Regions from separate parts of the Mus musculus genome. Here region 2 is linked to region 1. The links are chromatin contacts, found by POLR2A ChIA-PET in ENCODE. All regions are on one chromosome and are shown on one strand. The core of a region is the stretch at or near the end of the contact, and the rest is flanking DNA. Distances in the headings are between cores, read along the strand shown.

Region 1 (2,700 bases), core at 158-2,657:
GTTGGTGAGCAGGGGAAGGAGGAGGAAATAGGGTGTTTTCGGAGGGGAAACCAGAAAGGGAGATAGGATTTGAAATGTAAATAAAGAAAATATCTAATAAAAAAATTTTTAATGACGTTCTCCAAATAAATGCTGAGTGTGGATTATTCTTTTACTAATGCTTCACAGAAAATTATGCAGCTTTAGGGGAACAACTCTTGCTCAAAACAACGGAACTCTTTCCCACCTCCCATCCCCTAACCACTGAAACTGCTTGCTGGCAGCTCAGGCTAATTACATCCTAGCTCCTGCACACAGGCTTTGCGGTGTGCCGCCCCTCCCCCCGCCCCGTTTCCAGCATACTGCTAGTGCAGGGTTTATTGACATGATATAATGTCAGAATAGTTTTCAGGGGCTAAAGACGCCTCTCTATTCCAGAAAAGGATGGAAAGGGTGCTAAAGGGAACACAGATTCAGAGGCCACCAAGGGGGCCCACATCCAGAATACCACCTCACTGTGACCTCGCCCACCGAAACTTCAGGCTTGGGGAGAGGACTCACGCCCCTTGCCTGCTCCTGCAGCTGTCGTTCACACTCTACGCTTAGGAAGGGCAAAGCAGCCATACCCCCACATTTCTCGCTCAAAAATCGGACTTGGCCGCACCCAGTGTCAGGGAACGCCTCGGGCGCGTGGCAATCGTCAGTGGCCCGCACTGTGTTCAAGACCCTTTTAACGACTGTATGGGTGGCTCTGAAAAGAGCCTTTGAATTGAGGGCACCCTCGCCGCGCCTCACTTGGAGCTGGTGTATTTGGTGACTGCCTTGGTGCCCTCGGACACAGCATGCTTGGCCAGCTCCCCGGGCAGCAGCAGGCGCACGGCTGTCTGCACCTCGCGGGACGTGATGGTCGAGCGCTTGTTGTAATGCGCCAGGCGGGAGGCCTCGCTGGCGATGCGCTCGAAGATGTCATTGACGAACGAGTTCATGATGCCCATGGCCTTAGACGAGATGCCGGTGTCCGGATGCACCTGCTTCAGCACCTTGTACACGTAGATGGAGTAGCTCTCCTTGCGGCCCCGTTTGCGTTTCTTGCCATCCTTTTTCTGCGCCTTGGTGACCGCCTTTTTGGAGCCTTTCTTGGGGGCTGGAGCTGATTTGGATGGATCAGGCATAATGTCTAGTTGTACTACGGAAACGCGGACGCCCCTGTAGCAAGAATATTTGTATGCCTTGCATTCAAATGAAGGATCAGGCATCACTCCCTTTGATTGAATACAATTTTACATTACGTCATCGCGGGGTAAGGCATATGCAAATTAGGAAGGCTCCGCGTTCTTTTCTGATTGGTTCTTGTTGGCATCCAATAGGAAGGTGCAGTCTAGCCTCCCTCCTGATCATATATAAGAGCTTGCTGGCGCTTACGAATTCGTTTTCGCTAGGTTTCTTTTCTGTTTTTGCGTACTTTTGGTTATCAGTGGAAGATGTCTGGTCGTGGCAAGCAGGGCGGCAAAGCTCGTGCAAAAGCGAAGTCTCGTTCTTCCCGTGCCGGCCTGCAGTTTCCAGTGGGCCGTGTGCACCGCCTTCTCCGTAAGGGTAATTATTCGGAGCGGGTCGGCGCTGGTGCCCCGGTGTACCTGGCGGCTGTGCTAGAATATCTGACTGCTGAGATCCTGGAATTGGCTGGTAATGCGGCCCGCGACAATAAGAAGACGCGAATCATCCCGCGCCACCTGCAGTTGGCCATCCGCAACGACGAGGAGCTCAACAAGCTGCTGGGCCGCGTGACCATCGCGCAGGGCGGCGTCCTGCCCAACATCCAGGCCGTGCTACTGCCCAAGAAGACCGAGAGCCACCACAAGGCCAAGGGCAAGTGAGGCCCCTACCGGTCGTTAGTGCGACTTTTACAGACACCAAAGGCTCTTTTCAGAGCCACCCACAACCTCATTAGAAAGCGCTGTACACTGAGCCTGTCGCCAGTTACTGGCCAGGCCAGTTCTCCTGACTCCTTCCGTGCATTCCTGCATCCCTGTGCGGCGCTTGGGGAGCTCAAGGGAGACCAACGGCTTCATCTGCGGGTGGCCTGCGGGCCGTTGGAGGCGTTCGAGTTTCTCCCCACCACTCCGTGTCAGACACAAGGTTGCAGTTAACGTTCGTGTTTGGACATTAAGGGGATACTTAATAATAGAAATTAGTATAAGGTTCTGGTTTAGATGCTAGTGTTTCTATTGAAACTGGGTTAAATTGACATGTTCAAGTCTTCCAGTTAGGACGGGGTTTTCAAAGGTTTCTGAGGGGAGACTTGGTATTTCAAATCTACTTGTTTATATAAATGTTCTGTTACAAGGCGATTTACAACTTTGGAGTTTTGCTGGTTTCCTTTGTGGGGGTGGGGAGCCGGTCTCTAGGCTGCTTCAGCCTGCTTAGTGGTAGGATTACAGATGAGCATGGTGGTCCTGCAGGCCTTTGGAACTGGTTAATCGGATCCACTTAAGTAGCTTAACCTTGGGGAGCAAAGTGATTTGTCAGGTTCTGGTTAAACTAGGTGTGAGAGTACAGCAGTGTCCTTTGTCATAAAGTTTAAAGCAGCATCATACTAAGGACATGCTTTTATAGATGATTGTGACTTCTTTAAGCAGCATGACGAATGGTTGAGTTACAGGTAAATCAGGAGCGTGGTTGGGAAAGGGAGAGGAGGGGGTTAAATGAGTTACCTTTAAATCG
Region 2 (2,845 bases), core at 67-2,566, 41 kb after region 1:
CGAATGAGTCCCTTGCGCAAGCCTTTCTGCAGGTCGCGAGTCCCCTCGCTGCTCTCTGGGTACTCGCCACTCAGCCTGCGTGGGTGAGGAGCACAGGAGACTCAGTTACCCTTGGATGGATAGGAGATACTGGGACATCAAGCTCCCCGTAGAGAATGGTGGAGCATAGGGACCAAATTAATCTCTGGATGTATTTGTGGGGGTGCACAGGGTTTGTAGCTTGACCCACCCCCCTAGCAGTTTCCCCAGACACCTGGGAAGGACTCACATAATGAAGGCTGTTACACCAATAGCCCAAATGTCTGTCTGTGGAACAGCCCCTTGACCTTCCAGGAGTTCTGGAGCTGCAGAGAAGCATGGGTGAAGATGAGGTTGGGCACAGGTGGGTAGGTCAGGTGGTAGATGTCAGTGGAGGAGCCAGCTGGCATGCAGGGCATCTGGGCCCAAGTGAATAGAGCCAAGCACAAGCGGCTGGCCCTAGTGAGAGGCTGGTGGATGTCAGTGGAGCCGAGAGTGAGGGCAGACACGGAGGGAAGAACTTCCTCCCTGCCCCGACAGATCAGGAGTTATATACGTACCCATGGTCTCCAGGTAGTCTTTGAAGTTCTCAGGGGCTGGGACCTTCTCTTGGTCGAGACTCTGGGCATTTCCCAGGTCTATAACCTTAAGCAGGTTGTACTCAGTGACCATCATGTTCTCGGACCTCAGGTCCAGGTGCAGGATGTGTTGGGCATGCAGGTACTGGGTGGCACTCAGCATCTGCCACAGGTAGTCCTTCACATCAGACTCTGAGTAGGATTCCCTAGGGGCACAGACGGTTCAGAACAGGCCCAAGGCAGGTAGAATGGGTATCCTAGCAGGGCTTGGCACATGTGGGAAGGCCGAGAACACTGCCCTTGGCAAGCCAGAAGGGGCCTCAGGTTCTGCAGAGTCCCAGCTAGATAGGGTCAGACAGTTCTCACAGTCCCTCCCAGAGATCTCTGCTTGCATGACTGATCATCTCACAGGCAGACCAGGCTACCCCTCACCTCTCTGCCAAAGAGGGTAGCAGCTCAGGGCCAGAGCACAGCTCCAGGATGAGCACCAGGTGCCGGGGACTGAGGTAGGCGGCATGGAGTTGGGCCAGATGTGGGTGGTGCAGTCTCTTAAGTGCCTCGTATTCTCTTAGTACAGCTGTCTTGTCCTCAGGTTGGTAGGGAACGATCTTAGCAGCTAGGGCCCGCCCACTTGCCTTCTCCCTGCACTGCCGCACCACACTGAAGCGGCCCCTGCAGGAAGGAAATGTGGGGAGCTTGCGTGTAGTCCCCACACAATTAGAGCAGCGAGGACCAAGCTCAGGGAGCAGATAAGGTCAGGGGACAATGACAGACATGCTGGGCAGTTGCACTGGAGTGTGGGTCATGGAAAGCCCCCAGGAAGAGCTGGGGGACAGTCTCCACCCTCCCACCCTCTACAAACACCCCGCACCTCCGGATCTGCATCTGGAAGGCAAAGGTCTTTGTGCTGGGGAGAAGCTGGGCTGGCCTCCCCCGGCTGCTTTCCTCCTCAGAGGCTGTGAGAGATGAGATAGGGAACCTAGTCATGGAGGGACATCCAGGCAGCCCTGTCCCTCCCACATCTCTCAGTCCCTTCCCGAGCACTACAAAAATGACCCTTTAAGCTCCCATCACTCTGACCTCTCGTTCCTTGATCAACTAGCTTTGTGTGTGGATAGGTTGGGGTCTAGGTAGGATCTGTTATCTTAACTAATTGCATCTGTGAAAATGGCAGAGAGCATTCCAGGATGGAATGGGATAGCAATCCAATGACATCCACCATTCTTGAGTCTACACCATCCACTTCTAATCAACCACAGCAGGACTCTTCCATCAGATGCAAACAGAACACCCAGAAAAGTCAAAATCAACTGCCAGGGTGACATGAGGGGGTGTGTCAGTGAGTGAAAGGGGACAGGAGGTCCATGGGATCTCCAGGGAGTGCAGGCTTTGAATGTTGAATGCAGGCATGTAGATCATTCATGGACAAGAGGATGTCTATGCCTGATCTGATAGCCACCCTTATCTGCCCCATCGGCCCCAAAGCTCACCCAGGTGGTTGGGTCCTCCGAGGAGGACCTGTTCTGAGGGGCTGCTGTAGGGGCCCATTCCTGCTTTGCTGACACATGCTGTCCGGAAGATATACATGCCACCCCTCGATAGCTTGCCAGTGAGGTAGCAGCAGTCAGAGATGTCTGAAGCCAGGGTTGTCCAGCTGCCTCCTGACCACACAGGAGAGAGTAAGAAGCTGTTGTGGAGAGTCAAGGGAACCCCTCTCCTGAGGCCACCCACAGGCAGAGAGCAGACACACCCAACAGTGCCTTTCCATGCCAATCCTTCAGAGTCCCAAGCCTCAGAAAGCCTATACCTTCTATACAGCACTGCACAATGTAGGTCACCGGGCCACAGGATTCCACAGGCTTCCAGACCAGCAGCACCGCATCCTTGTATAGTTCCCCCACCTCAGGGCGTGGAGAAGATGAAGGGCGCTCTGCAAGGGCAACTCTGTGGTCAGTGTGGACACTCAACCCTCAAGGAACAACCTCTGGCCACACCTGTCTCACTCTCACCAGCTGCCAGGCCTGCCCTCTACTTGTTCTGTCATTTGATGGAGAGGGGCTTCAAGCTAGGATGAATAGAAGAGGCTGGCACCTCTACTAGTGTGGGGGTCCACCTGCCTGGCAGTCTCTGTCTAGATCCCTCTCAGTCCACCTCACCAGGGCACAGTGCAGATGCTATGGAGTGGCCCTGGTTAGTGCCTCATCTCTGCCAAGTGCCGTGGCCCAAGGCTAACAGGCCAATCTGTGATG

What was found. ChIA-PET counts read pairs that join two places held with the same protein, here RNA polymerase II (POLR2A).
Region 2: POLR2A ChIA-PET joins it to region 1 with 11 read pairs in embryonic stem cell. The contact joins the enhancer-like site here to the promoter of H2aw in region 1. POLR2A ChIA-PET finds 5 or more read pairs at or near these places in 4 of 5 experiments (Patski and embryonic stem cell).

What each region holds. Positions count from the first base shown.
Region 1 is chr11:58,953,278-58,955,977 of GRCm38, forward strand. H2aw (H2A.W histone) reads left to right here and starts at 1,408. Exons shown (of 1, transcript NM_178218.4): 1 at 1,408-1,915. The coding sequence starts at 1,461. The coding sequence ends at 1,853. It also overlaps the pseudogene H2bu1-ps and a transcript of Trim17 not described here.
Region 2 is chr11:58,994,760-58,997,604 of GRCm38, forward strand. Obscn (obscurin, cytoskeletal calmodulin and titin-interacting RhoGEF) reads right to left here. Exons shown (of 104, transcript NM_001171512.2): 97 at 2,404-2,526; 98 at 2,087-2,257; 99 at 1,468-1,552; 100 at 1,029-1,268; 101 at 579-802; 102 at 269-344; 103 at 1-75. Among named protein-coding and RNA genes, the nearest start is that of Gm51863, 3.6 kb to the left of the region's middle. Within about 2 kb of position 1,317, at least 1 of the 3 ENCODE cell types and tissues checked has a DNase peak (open chromatin) inside an H3K27ac peak, as active enhancers do.